Linked DNA regions of Homo sapiens: region 1 is linked to region 2. A link is a loop called in an ENCODE intact Hi-C map of the cell type or tissue named here. Cell type or tissue: sigmoid colon. All regions are shown on one strand. Links, peaks and the distances in the headings refer to the core of each region. The heading gives the core; the rest is flanking DNA. Region 1 overlaps PTGS1 (prostaglandin-endoperoxide synthase 1). Region 2 holds the start of PDCL (phosducin like).

Evidence for each region. Peaks named below come from ENCODE experiments on the same cell type or tissue, not always from the same donor. Only the 100,000 strongest peaks of a DNase experiment are listed, where the experiment ranks them.
Region 1: it touches region 2 in a loop (2.6-fold over the local background); 6 of 110 quality-filtered maps call a loop at or near these places.

Annotation. Positions count from the first base shown.
Region 1 is chr9:122,375,652-122,381,938 of GRCh38, forward strand. PTGS1 (prostaglandin-endoperoxide synthase 1) reads left to right here. Exons shown (of 11, transcript NM_000962.4): 3 at 2,248-2,364; 4 at 2,782-2,922; 5 at 3,124-3,267; 6 at 5,720-5,901; 7 at 6,013-6,096. Among named protein-coding and RNA genes, the nearest start is that of PTGS1, 7.8 kb to the left of the region's middle. RefSeq lists enhancers at 51-1,018, 463-582. In sigmoid colon, for the core only: a CTCF peak has its summit at 3,886 (motif pointing right); a DNase peak (open chromatin) is centred at 970; H3K4me3 peaks cover 441 bases.
Region 2 is chr9:122,825,272-122,831,558 of GRCh38, forward strand. PDCL (phosducin like) reads right to left here and starts at 3,317. Exons shown (of 4, transcript NM_005388.5): 1 at 3,200-3,317; 2 at 1,345-1,521. The coding sequence starts at 1,516. RefSeq lists an enhancer at 3,219-3,513. In sigmoid colon, for the core only: no CTCF peak of the experiment used is centred there; DNase peaks (open chromatin) are centred at 2,980 and 3,380; H3K4me3 peaks cover 2,459 bases; H3K27ac peaks cover 1,413 bases.

The DNA.
Region 1 (6,287 bases), core at 938-5,937, 450 kb before region 2:
AAGGGAGAGTGGGAGGAGGGAGTGTGGACATTTGGGGAAGACTTCTTGGGGAGGCAAGGCGTGGGCTCAGCTGATTTGGAGGAAATGTATTAAGGAGGCTAACAGCCTGGATGAAGGATGGAGATGCTGAGGGTTTGGGGCTAAGGGAGGGGCTGGCGCAGAATGTTGGAGCTGCACGGACCTCTGGAGTTCATTTTGAGATCCCTGCTGTGGCAGGGATGGGGAAATTGAGCCTAGGGGAGGCCTAACCCCTGTGCCCTTAGAGTGGTAGAACTAGACCGTGAGTCCTAGCGGACCTTGTGTGCCAGGGTTGGGAGCTGGGCAGTGGGTGCTACAGGGGCTCCTGGGCAGGTGAGAGAGCCAGGCCAGCAGGAGGGGCAAGAAGAAGAGTTCTAGCAGGGTGACAAGTCCTTTCTTGGGGGAACCAGACCTCTGAGCCAGCACGGGGGCTGCTCCAGAGGCTTCTTGGCCTTTCTGGGCCTGTGGCTGGGGGAGGCGGGGGCTGGGGTACTGCCAGGCCCTTTCCCTGGATCCTGCCTGCCAGGTTTGCCTGTGGCTGCCTGATAAAGCCTTTTTGTCCAGCCTTCTTCCCCTGACCCCTCCCTCCTACACCCCTGCTGGGGCCATTGTGGGGCTGTGGGGAGTTGCCAGGGCTTAAGCAAAACTATTTGCATGATTCTTGTGGTCCTTGCTTGTGTGTGTGTGTGTGTGTGTGTGTGTGTGTGTGTGTGTGTGTGTATTTGAGGTGGTGTTGCCGTCTTCGAAGTGGGGACCAAGAGGACTCTGCTGCCCAGGTCAAGCCCTGTGCTGTGAAGTGAGGAGTGAGGAGACTGAGACCAGGGCAGGGGATAGGGGGCAGGTCTTGCCCAGGGTCATGCTCTCTGATCCTAGCACCCTGAGATGACAGCATTTCACCCTCAGCTGCTCTGGCCTTTCACTACCCTTTTGACCTGCAATAACCAGTTGCACAAAGAATCCATATTCCCTGTAACGTTGGCTCTGAGCCCAGATAAGGAAGTATGTTTGCAGAAAGGAGCCCGGCGTTTTCTGTGTAAGGTCAGAGATGGAGCCTCCTGCCAGGCGCTAGGAGTTTTTGGTCTGCCCAGCTCTGTTCTGTTTCCTTGGCCAAGTTATCACCTGTCCCTGAACCTCAGTTTCCTTCACTGAACAGGGTGGTGGGGGTGATGGTGGATCCTACTGAACCTGAGGAGTCTGTAACTTTGCTGCTAAAGAATCACTGAGGCAGATTTAGCAAGGGGGTGGTGGTCTGAGGGATCTGGGTTAGATGCCAAGAGGGATTTCCTTATAGAGTTTCTCCAGGAGGCAGCAGGGCGGATGCCAGAGCTCCATGCACCCTCCCAGGAGATTTTCTAGCCCTATCTCTCCTATTCCCTTGGTCTGTGACCTTCTTCTGGATCCTAGAGCCCAGACCCCACCCTGATGTGGGCCAAGTCTGATTCCATCAGGAATGGGGGCTGAGGCAGCTGAGACCTTGGAGTCCCCCTCCTCCTGCACACCCACCCTCTGTCCCCAGGGTTCTGGAAAACTTCTTTCCTTAGACTTGGCTGCTGAGGCTGTGGGGGTGGAGTGGAAGTGAAGGGATGGGCATTTGGTCTGGTGAGACTTGTGGGGTGATAGGTCTGGCTTTCCCTTTTTCTGGCTTCAATTTCCCCATCTGCAATGTGGACATTATGATACCTGCTCTTCTCTACCTTCTGCAGAAATGGAGGAATGGTGAGGGATCTCGTTTTCCTAGTGTTCATGGGGTGGTGGTCTGGGAGAAGTCCCCGTCCTCGTCCTCGTCCCTTTTCTGACCGCCCCCCCACCCCCCGCCCCGGCCTGCTCTTGCTACTGAACTCTGACTAGGCAGGAAGTGAACGCTCTAGAAGCCCGTGGCTGAGGAGTTTTATCAGCTCTTTCTTAACTTTCAGTGTCACAGCCGGGGAATCTTCTCCTGCCGCCGTTTGGTGGCAATAGGGAGGGAGGGGGCGCTTCCCCTGGGGGCCTGATGTGGGCTAGGCTGGAGTTCCAGAGCAGGGCCTGGAAATGTCAGGATGGGTGGTTTATGTTCACAGAGGTGGGAACAGGGGTCCCCTTGGGGGAACCCTGAAGCCCTGGCACCCAGTGATTCAGGACGGAGCTGCGACTTAAGTCCATGCCTCTGGCCCCTCATTCCCCCATCAGGGGCTAGATGGGGGTCAGGAGGCCACCCTAGCATGGTCTCTGACCTCCATTTCTCACCCACAGTGAATCCCTGTTGTTACTATCCATGCCAGCACCAGGGCATCTGTGTCCGCTTCGGCCTTGACCGCTACCAGTGTGACTGCACCCGCACGGGCTATTCCGGCCCCAACTGCACCATCCGTGAGCTGGGCCTTCAGCCCTCACTCCTTCCGTCTTGAGCCCTTCTGCTCCCCGGGCCCTTTCTCCTAGACCCTAACTTCCTACCCTCCTCTCTGACCATGGCCCTGTTCTCCTTCCTTGCCTGGTTCTGCCCCTCTCCCTGACCTGGCTTCAGCATGAGCTCTCGCTCTTGGTCCACCCTCACTCCCTGCTTCTGAGTTCCATGGTGAGTCTTCACCACATGCCCTGGCCCCTGTCCTCACGCCCGGTTCTGTCTCTGTCATGTGTCATTGCTCCCAAGGTTCCATCCTTACCCACTTCCCCATAGGTGCTACTCTGTTCCACCCTGGCCCTTGTCCTCAGTGCCCCATCTTCCACCCTGGCTACTTCTGGTTCTGGTAGGAGGGACCAACTGAGTGACTGCCATTGCCCCTGCAGCTGGCCTGTGGACCTGGCTCCGGAATTCACTGCGGCCCAGCCCCTCTTTCACCCACTTCCTGCTCACTCACGGGCGCTGGTTCTGGGAGTTTGTCAATGCCACCTTCATCCGAGAGATGCTCATGCGCCTGGTACTCACAGGTGGGTGTGGGGCAGGGCCCCCTGACCTGGGGGAGCAAGCAAGCCTGCTAGTCCTTTTGGATTCTTGGCATCTGATAAGGGTAGTGGGTGGGGAGAGTCTATGATGCCTGATAAAATAAGCCCCAACCCAGGAGGAGGCAAGAACTGGGATGGAGCTGGGGGTGGAAACACCCTTGTCACCGTTATTTTTGCTCTCTGCAGTGCGCTCCAACCTTATCCCCAGTCCCCCCACCTACAACTCAGCACATGACTACATCAGCTGGGAGTCTTTCTCCAACGTGAGCTATTACACTCGTATTCTGCCCTCTGTGCCTAAAGATTGCCCCACACCCATGGGAACCAAAGGTAAAATGGGGTGAGGAGCTGGGCCTGGGGATTACAGGAGGTGCTCAGTTCTTCTCTTTGGGAAAAATCAGGCGAAGAACAATTATTGACCCAATTCTGCAGATGGCTAGACCAAGGCAAGACATATGACATGTCCAGAGCCTGGGCTGAGAACAGGCAAGGGCAGCAGAGGGTCTTGCCTGAGGTCACCTAGAGTCAGACCAATGTTTCCATAGTTCCAGGGTGCCTCTTTGCTTGATCCTTTTCTAATGATCAGTTGGGTCCTGCCGGGGTGGAAGTGACTTAGAAGTTGAGATGTAGGAAAGAATAGTGAGCTATTTATTGGGTGCTGTCTCTGTGTTTGGGTCTTTACAGATGTAAATAGTTTTACATGCTTCACCAGTGTAAGGTACAAATAAGCCACATTTTTTTCTTTCGTTACTCAAGACTTCACTTAGCCACACTGGCAGGGGTCTTCCTTGTAAGACCTTCCCATGCCACCTGTAATTATCCAAAAACCTGGGATATTATTCATTTCAGACCCATCAGTTCAGCATCAAGTACAGAGAGGACAAGAGAGGCTCATCAGTCCACTGCTGCTATACTCCAGTTCCTGCCACATGGTGGCACTGTTGAATGCCAGTCCTGTGCAGCCTCATGGTTATGTGCTTTTTTGGGTTCAAAACCTTGCACCATGTCCCTGCTTGGGTCTCAAGAGCACTACTGTGACGGTTTTCCATCATATGGTTAGCTGCTTTTCCCAAAGCATGACTATTCTACCAGGATAGCTGAGTCTTGCCAACTTTGCTGAAATCATGCTTGCCCAGTGTCAGTGAGTGATGATTCCAAATTACGGTTGACAGATCACTCCCTCTAACTTCCCTTTTGGTGGATTTTCTTTAGGGGTACTTGATATTTTTTCCTGCCAGAGGAACCCAGTCAGCCATCTTAATCCAAGTAATTTCCATTGATCTTGAACCTTCAACATCAGGGCTCACATCTTGATGCATTGTGAAGAGATGCCTTTACCAGAACTCAAAAAATTCTATTCCTTTCTGTGAGGGCAATTGGGTGACAACTCATTTGACACTGACATAATTAAGGAAGGCCTCTCAATACTTATTCTAAGGATGACTTGTCTTTATGCCAGACATAGAAAGATTGGCATCATTTAAAATAGGTTGACACACCTATTTTAAGGGGAGCAAGCAAGCCTGCTAGTCCTTTTGGACTCTTGGCATCTGATAAGGGTAGTGGGTGGGGAGAGTCTATGATGCCTGATAGGTGGTGGTGTGGTGGCACACGTCTGTAATCCCAGCACTTTGGGAGGTTGGGGTGGGTGGATTGCTTGAGCTCAGGAGTTCAAGTCCAACCTGGATGACATGGTGAGACACCTTGTCTACAAAAGAATACAAAAGTTAGCTGGGTGAAGTTGTGTGTGCCTGTAGTCCCAGCTACTCAGGAGGCTAAGGTGGGTGGATCAATTGAGCCCAGGAGGTCGAGGCTGTAGTGAGCCATAATTGCGGCACTGCACTCTGGCCTGGGCAATAGAGTGAGACCCTGTCTCAAAAATAAATAAATAAATAAATAAATAAATAAATAAATAAATAAATAGGTTGGCAAACTACAGCCTGCAGGCCAAATTCGGCCCACCTCTCCATTTTTGTAAATAAAGTTTTATTGGAACACAGCCACACACATTTGTTTATGTGTCATCTGTGACTGCTTTCCCGCTACAATAGCAAAAACTGAATAGATGTGACATGTCTGTATGGTCTGCAAAGCCTAAAATGTTTACTATCTGGCTTTTTCCAGAAAAAGCTTGCTGACCTATGATTTAAAAAATTCTACCCACTGGTTCTCTGCCATGCTTACATTATCTCTCGCAGTCCTCAGATTCACTGTATCAAATGGGTATCATTTGCCCCTTTTTAAAGATGGAGAAATTGACACCCAGAGAGATGAGATGATTTATCTGTATTCACACAGCTAGCAAATAGCATAGTCAGTTGCAAACACAGGCTACCTTGACTCAGGGCAAGGGAGTTCATGTTTGTTTTTTTCTGTTTCTTTATTTCTTTTTGGTGAAATGTTTCATTATGGAAAAATTGCAAAGATACACAAAAGTTGAGAGAAAAGCAGAATGAACTATGTACCCATCTTTCAGTTTCAACATTTACCCACAGTTTCTTCATCTTATTTCATTTCTCCCCTCTCATATTTTTATAAAGTATTTTAAATCAAATTCTAAAAATCATGCCACTTAAAATTCTAAAAATCATGCCACTTCACCCATAAATACTTCTAGGGTCTTTTGGTAGAGAGTGGGTTACTTGGTGGTGGTGGGGAGGTGGTCCTGAGGAGGCCACTCTGGGCTTCCTGCTTGGGCCAGTTTGCCTGGTGAGCCCAGATGTCCCCAGGGCAGCAAGATCCAGATAGGAGAAGCTACTGCTGTTTCCTACCCCCCAACCAGGGAAGAAGCAGTTGCCAGATGCCCAGCTCCTGGCCCGCCGCTTCCTGCTCAGGAGGAAGTTCATACCTGACCCCCAAGGCACCAACCTCATGTTTGCCTTCTTTGCACAACACTTCACCCACCAGTTCTTCAAAACTTCTGGCAAGATGGGTCCTGGCTTCACCAAGGCCTTGGGCCATGGGGTGAGTACCTAGGAGGGGCTCAGGACTGCTCTGGACCTAATTTGGCACGCGTATGTCATCGACAGTGGGCCGGCACCCTGGTGACCTGAGGGAACCCCTCTCTGTCCACAGGTAGACCTCGGCCACATTTATGGAGACAATCTGGAGCGTCAGTATCAACTGCGGCTCTTTAAGGATGGGAAACTCAAGTACCAGGTAGTGCTGGGCCAGGGGGTAGGGCAGAGGGAGGGGTCTCCCATGGTCTTCCCTGGCAAAGACTGCTTGGGGCGGGGGTCTGGGTCATGTCCTGAGAGGGCCAACCACGGGAGTGGGAAGCTTGTGCCAGGAGCGACAGTATACGCTGGGAGGAGGCAGCAGGTATGAGAAGCCAGGGAGGAGCAGACGTG
Region 2 (6,287 bases), core at 536-5,535:
CTTCCTCAGCCTCCCGAGTAGTTGGGCCTACAGCCGCATGCCCCCACACCTGGCTAACTTTTTGTATTTTAGTAGAGACGGGATTTCACTGTGTTGCCCAGGCTGGTCTCGAACTCCTGAGCTCAGGCAGTCCACCCGCCTCAACCTCCCAAAGTGCTAGGATTACAGGCGTGAGCCACTGTGCTCAGCCAGGAGAACCTTTTTATACAGCAAAGTGAGGCCCTTTATAAAGTAGGGTGAAGAAACGCCTTTTAAGTAAAATGCAAAATTAAGAAACTATAAAATACTTTTAAGTACATAAAAATAAAATTTTTCATCCAGGAAAAGAACAAAAGAATATAAAGTCAAAAGACAACAACAAACTGAAAGAAATATTTACCACTCATATCACAGATTAATTTCCTTTATAGCTCCCCAAGAAGAAAAAAAACACCTAATTTTTTAAATGAGCAAAGGATATAAAAATCTCTCTTAAAATTATGAAAAGAAGTTTAGGTTCCCTCTTAAAAATAAATATGGGCCCAGTGCATTGGTTCATGCCTATGGGACGCTGAGGCAGATGATCGCTTGAGGCCAGCAGTGTGAGGCCAGCCTGGGCAACAAAGTGAGACCCCATCTCTACAAAAAATAAAGAAATAAATTAGCTGGGCACGGTGGCAAGCGCCTGTGGTCCCAGCTACACGTGGTCCCAGCTTTTTAAGAGAGGAACCTCATGGAAGCTGAGGCAGAAGGATCATTTGAGCTCAGGAAGTTGAGGCTGCAGTGAGCCATTATGGCACCAAGGCACTCCAGCCTGAGCAACAAGGTGAGAACTTGTCTTAAAAAACAAAAAAACAAAACAAAACAAAAAAAAGGTGGTGGGGGCGGAAATAAACCTACAATGAATTACTACAATAGCAAAGATCAAGGAGTTTCATAACACAGTAGGAGGTCAAGTGTACGGAGAAACACAGATTGCTGATTAAACTATAAACTACTGCCACCTCAACTCAACTGACAGCAATTTGACAATATTAAAATGTACAAGTGTAAATATGCCATTTTTAGGAATTTGCACTACCCATATACTCATACTTGTGATTTATGAGATATCAAACTGTTAATACGAGATGCAGGATTCAAATCCAGGCCAGTCTGTGTTCATTACCATGCTGCTATGCACATACATTTGTATTGTGCACTAAAAGGCTAGAAGCACACATAATGAAAAGACTAGGTTACCTCTGAAAGTGGGACCAGAGTTAAAAGTGATCAGGAGAATTAATTTATTAATATGTATTTAATTAATATGTATTTAATGTACATTTTTTAAGCCTGTTCCCAGAGCCCAGGGTTTCTCAGTACCTGTGTTAACTGAGATGCCTTCGCCTGCCAGCTCAGCCTCTGCAGGCACAGAACTGCTGGCTGGGGCACATCTGCCTCGGTCCTTGTCCTCGTGGTCACTGTCCTCATCCTCACTGCTGCTATAGTAGTACTGCAGTTTCTCCCCCAGCAACTTATCATCAAGGGTGGTCATGGTGTCTGGAAAAAGAAAGCATATCAGGTTCTTTGCTGATTTGAGCCAGACAGACATGAATCTGAAGCATAGGGGGCTCGCCTGTGCTGAGATCCTACAATTTCCAGGACACTAAAGTGATTATTTTCATAACCAAAATCTTAACAAATCCCTACCGTTACCCTGTGTGTTAGGGCTTATCACACTCTTTAACAGAAGGTAAAACTGAAGCTCAGATAAAGGAAGAGTCTTCACCAAGCTTAACAGCGAATGACGGAGCTGGGACCAGACCCCAGGGATTCCTGACTCCAAGAGCCTGAGGTATAAATTACTCTAGTCTGAGTTAAGTGTACAAGCCACCTGCACTGGCTTGGAGGAATCTACTGACTAGTGGTTTTATCTGTGCTTTTAGTTTTCCCACCAGCTAAGACTGCTGCCTAATTGAAAAATTGTTTAAGTATCCTCAGGAAAAACCCCAAAAAGAGGCATCAAGAGTACAATGCTGAGTCACTATTTGTCTAGGCAATCACTCTCTGTCACCAGCCTTCAACTTCCCAGACAACACCCTGAGGGCTTGGATGGATGGTCTCTGAAACGCTACCTATTCTGACAGTTTAAAAGAAGGGCCCATACAAAGATTTTAATAACTCCCAAGGGTTTAAAGGACTATGATGGCCGGGCTCGCGCAGGTAATCCCAGCACTTAGGGAGGCCGAGGAGGGAGGATCACTTGAGACCAGGTATTCGAGACCAGCCTGGCTAACATGGCGAAACTCTTGTCTCTACTAGTAAAAGCAAACAAACAAACAAACAAAAATTAGCCAGGTGTGGTGGCGGGTGTCTGTTTTCCCAGCTACTCAGGAGGCTGAGGCACGAGAATCTCTTGAATCCGGGAGGCGGAGGTTGCAGTGAGCCAAGATCACGCCACTGCACTCCAGCCTGGGAGACAGAGCGAGACTCTGTTTCAAAAAAAAATAAAAACTAAAAATATAAAGGACCAGGCTTCTGCATCAGAAGTAGCCAAGGGCATTCTGATGAAAAGATGCAGCTTAGCCCCCAGAGGCCTGCTTGAGAATTCAGCAGGAATGCGGCTGCCTTAAAGACTTATCACCGGGCCTATCATACTCCATTTACAAAGTGACTCTCTCCCACCGGGCAAGGAGTTCTTGAACGTAGGGACCTCTAGTCACTACCTCTATCCCCAAAGCCCAGCACAATGCCGCTGCACAATTTGCTAAACTCGCAGCCTGGGTCAACGGGAGAATCGGAGGACTCCAGCAGTCAGATGCAAAGGAGACAGGGATCATGGAGAGACAGGTGGAGGTGCCAAGAAGGAACAAAACCAAACTTAAGGCCCAGGAATGGGCCAAGCGGGGGACACAGCAGCGGCGGAGGGGAGGGAAGGAGTTGCGCTCCTAAAGGAGGGACCGCTGCGGGGAGGAGACGAGGGCGGGCCCCCTGGAGACGCGAGCAGAGGAGGCGGGGCCCCCGGACGGGAAGCAGAGGGGTGTGTGGAGCTTTTGGGGGAAGGCTGGAAGGGCCCGGGGGAGGTGGGGCCAGAGGAGGAAAGGGGACGAGGAAGACGCGGAGAACTTGGGGGTCGAGACAGAGCGAAGAAGGGGCAGTTTTACCCAAGCTCGCCAACCCCACTCCCTCCCGTAGTCCGCAGCTGCTGCCGCTTCCCGGTGGACCCCAATGCAGTTACCTGCCCTAGCTCGCTCCGGATCCCTTTGGGCCAGCAGCTCCGGGCGCCGGAAGGAATGGAGCACTTTCTTAAGAGGAAGAGCAGTGGGTCAGCGCCCTGAGCGCTAAAGAGAAAAGCCGCCGAAGCCCGACAGCGCGGACCAATGAGGCGGCCTTCCTGCGTCGTGGCGGACGCGCATTGTCCAATCAGAAGCCGCTACTCCCAGCTGAGGGGCAGGGGAGAAGCTACGGGTCCTACCTTGGAACAAAACACCTCGACAACAACGCTCTCCTAATTGCTTTGTTTTGGTTTTAATCTGCACAACAAAAAAGTGAATTGTATGACCCAGCGTCAAGCAATAAGAAAAATGTATTCACAGGCCGGGCGCGGTGGCTCACGCCTGTAATGCCAGCACTTTAGGAGGCCGAGGCGGGCGGATCACTTAAGGTCATGAGTTCAAGACCAGCCTGGCCAACACGTTGAAAACCCGTCTCTACTAAAAATACAGAAATTAGCCGGGCCTGGTGGCCGACGCCTGTAATCCAAGCTACTCGGGAGGCTGAGGCAGGAGAATCGCTTAAACCCAGGAGGCAGAAGTTGAAGTGGGCCGAGATCGCGCCACTGCACCCCAGCCTGGGCGACAGAGCGAGACTGTCTCAAAAAAAAAGAAAGAAAGAAAAGAAAAATGTATTCACTTCCCTTCGAAGTTTCCGAAGCCATTCAAAGTGTGTTTTTTATTGGTTCTTCATCGCATCACGTCTATTAGACGGAAAAGTGACTCAGAGACGTTCGGTAATTTGCCCGAGAGCACAAATCCCTCAAGTACAGGGCATAGATTAAAATATATATATATATTTTTTTGACGGAGTTTCGCTCTTCTTGCCCAGGCTGGAGTGCAGTGACGCGATCTCGGCTCACTGCAACCTCCGCCTCCCGGGTTCAAGAGATTCTCCTGCCTCAGCCTCCAGAGTAGCTGGGATTACAGGCGTCCGCCAGCAGACCCGGCTAATTTTTTCTATTTTTAGTAGAGACGGGGTTTCACCATTTTAAAGAAGCGGCAGCCAGGAGTGGTGGCGCGCGCCTGTAGTCCCAGCTACGCAGGAGGCTGAGGCGGGAGGATCGCTCAGCCCAGGACTTGGAGGCCAGCCTGGGTGACAGAGCAGGAATGTAATGTGAAATCCGGAATTGGCTCCTGGTATAGAAAAAGGACATGGGGCCGGGTGCGGTGGTTCACTCCTGTAATCCCAGCACTTTGGGAGGCCGAGGCGGGCAGATCACCTGAGGTCAGGAGTTCGAGACCAGCCTGGCCAACATGGCGAAACCCCGTCTTTACTAAAAATACAAAAATTAGCCGGGCATGGTGGTGCACACTTGTAATCCCAGCTACTCGGAGGCTGAGGCAGGAGAATCGCTTGAACCCGGGAGGCGGAGGTTGCAGACAGCTGAGATCGCACCACTGCACTCCAGCTTGGGGGTCAAGACTGAGACTCCGTCTCAAAAAAGAAAAATAAAAAGGACATGAATGGGACAACTGACGAAATTTGAATAAGGCCTATTAATTCATATTAGTAGTATTGTATCAATAGTTTTAATAATTATACTATGTAAGATGTGAACTTTTGGAGATTCTATTAGATGAAGAATCTAGGGAAGCACTATCCTATTTTTGCAACTTTGTTTTCTTCTTCCAGGGTAAAGCCATACTATGATATTTTGCAACTTTTTTTTCTTTTTCCTCAGGCATACTTTGTCGTCTGTTTTTGCAACTTTTTTAAAACCTAAAATGATTTCAAATTCTGAGCCCTTGTTGAAGTATCCAATACACAACCGTGAAGTTGCTCATAGAAAGCTTTGGGTAAATTGAATCATAGAAAATATTCTAGAAAGATACACTGTTTAAAATAGGGCTCTTAATTTGGGGTAGGGGATCTTAATTTGTGGTTCTAGGACCACCTGAAATTGTCTGCAAATTTCTGTACCTGCCTGTTTTCAGAGAGGCTGTTTGCTGAGGCCCTCAGAGGAGTCAAAAAATACCACACACAAACACACACCCATTCAAGAATACTGTATTAATAAGTCCGTTTTCATACTGCTGTAAATAAATAACCCAGTGTCAGGCAGTTCATACTGCTATAAAGAACTGCCCGACACTGGTTTATTTATTTATTTATTTATTTAAGACGGAGTCTTACTCTGTTGCCAAGGCTGGAGTGCAGTGGCGCAATTCTCGGCTCACTGCAATCTCCGCCTCCCAGGTTACAGGCTCCCGCCACCACGCCCGGCTAATTTTTGTATTTTTTAGTAGAGACGGGGTTTCACCGTGTTAGCCAGGATGGTCTCGATCTCCTGACCTCGTGATACACCCGCCTCGGCCTCCCAAAGTGCTGGGATTACAGGCGTGAGCCACCGCGCCCGGCCATATTCAACCTTTTTTAAAAAAAGTAGAAATGGGGTCTTGCTATGTTGCCCACGTTGGTCTCAAATTCAGACCTTTTAATATATTCAGTCTCCTGGTTGTATAGATATAGTGATGTCTTTGTTGGGAATGTAGCTTGCATCTGTCAGGAATATGTGTACATGAGTTAGCTATCTAATAATATCCAACAGAACCACTCATTTTTCCTGTTAGAAATGTGGAATGGGCCAGGCATGGTGGCTCACACCTGTAATCCCAGCACTTTGGGAGGCCGAGGTGGGCAGATCACGAGGTCAAGAGATCAAGACCATCCTGGCCAATATGGTGAAACCCCGTCTCTACTAAAAATACAAAAATTAGCTGGGCATGGTGGCGCACGCCTGTAGTCTCAGCTACTGGGGAGGCTAAGGCAGGAGAATCGCTTGAACCCAGGAGGTGGAGGTTGCAGTGAGCTGAGATTATGCCACTGTACTCCAGCCTGGCAACAGAGTGAGACTCCGTCTCAAAAAAAAAAAAAAGAAATGTGGAATGATGTGGATAATGAAGTTTCTGTTTAATGAGCATACTGTATGTAATTTATAGTTTTAAAGGTATTTTACCGCTACTGTAAGGTTTTTGTTGGGCTGTTTATCAGTAGAGTATATTAAAGGTATTCCCTAGTGGGGAAAACAACCCATGAGCTGTCTTGTGACG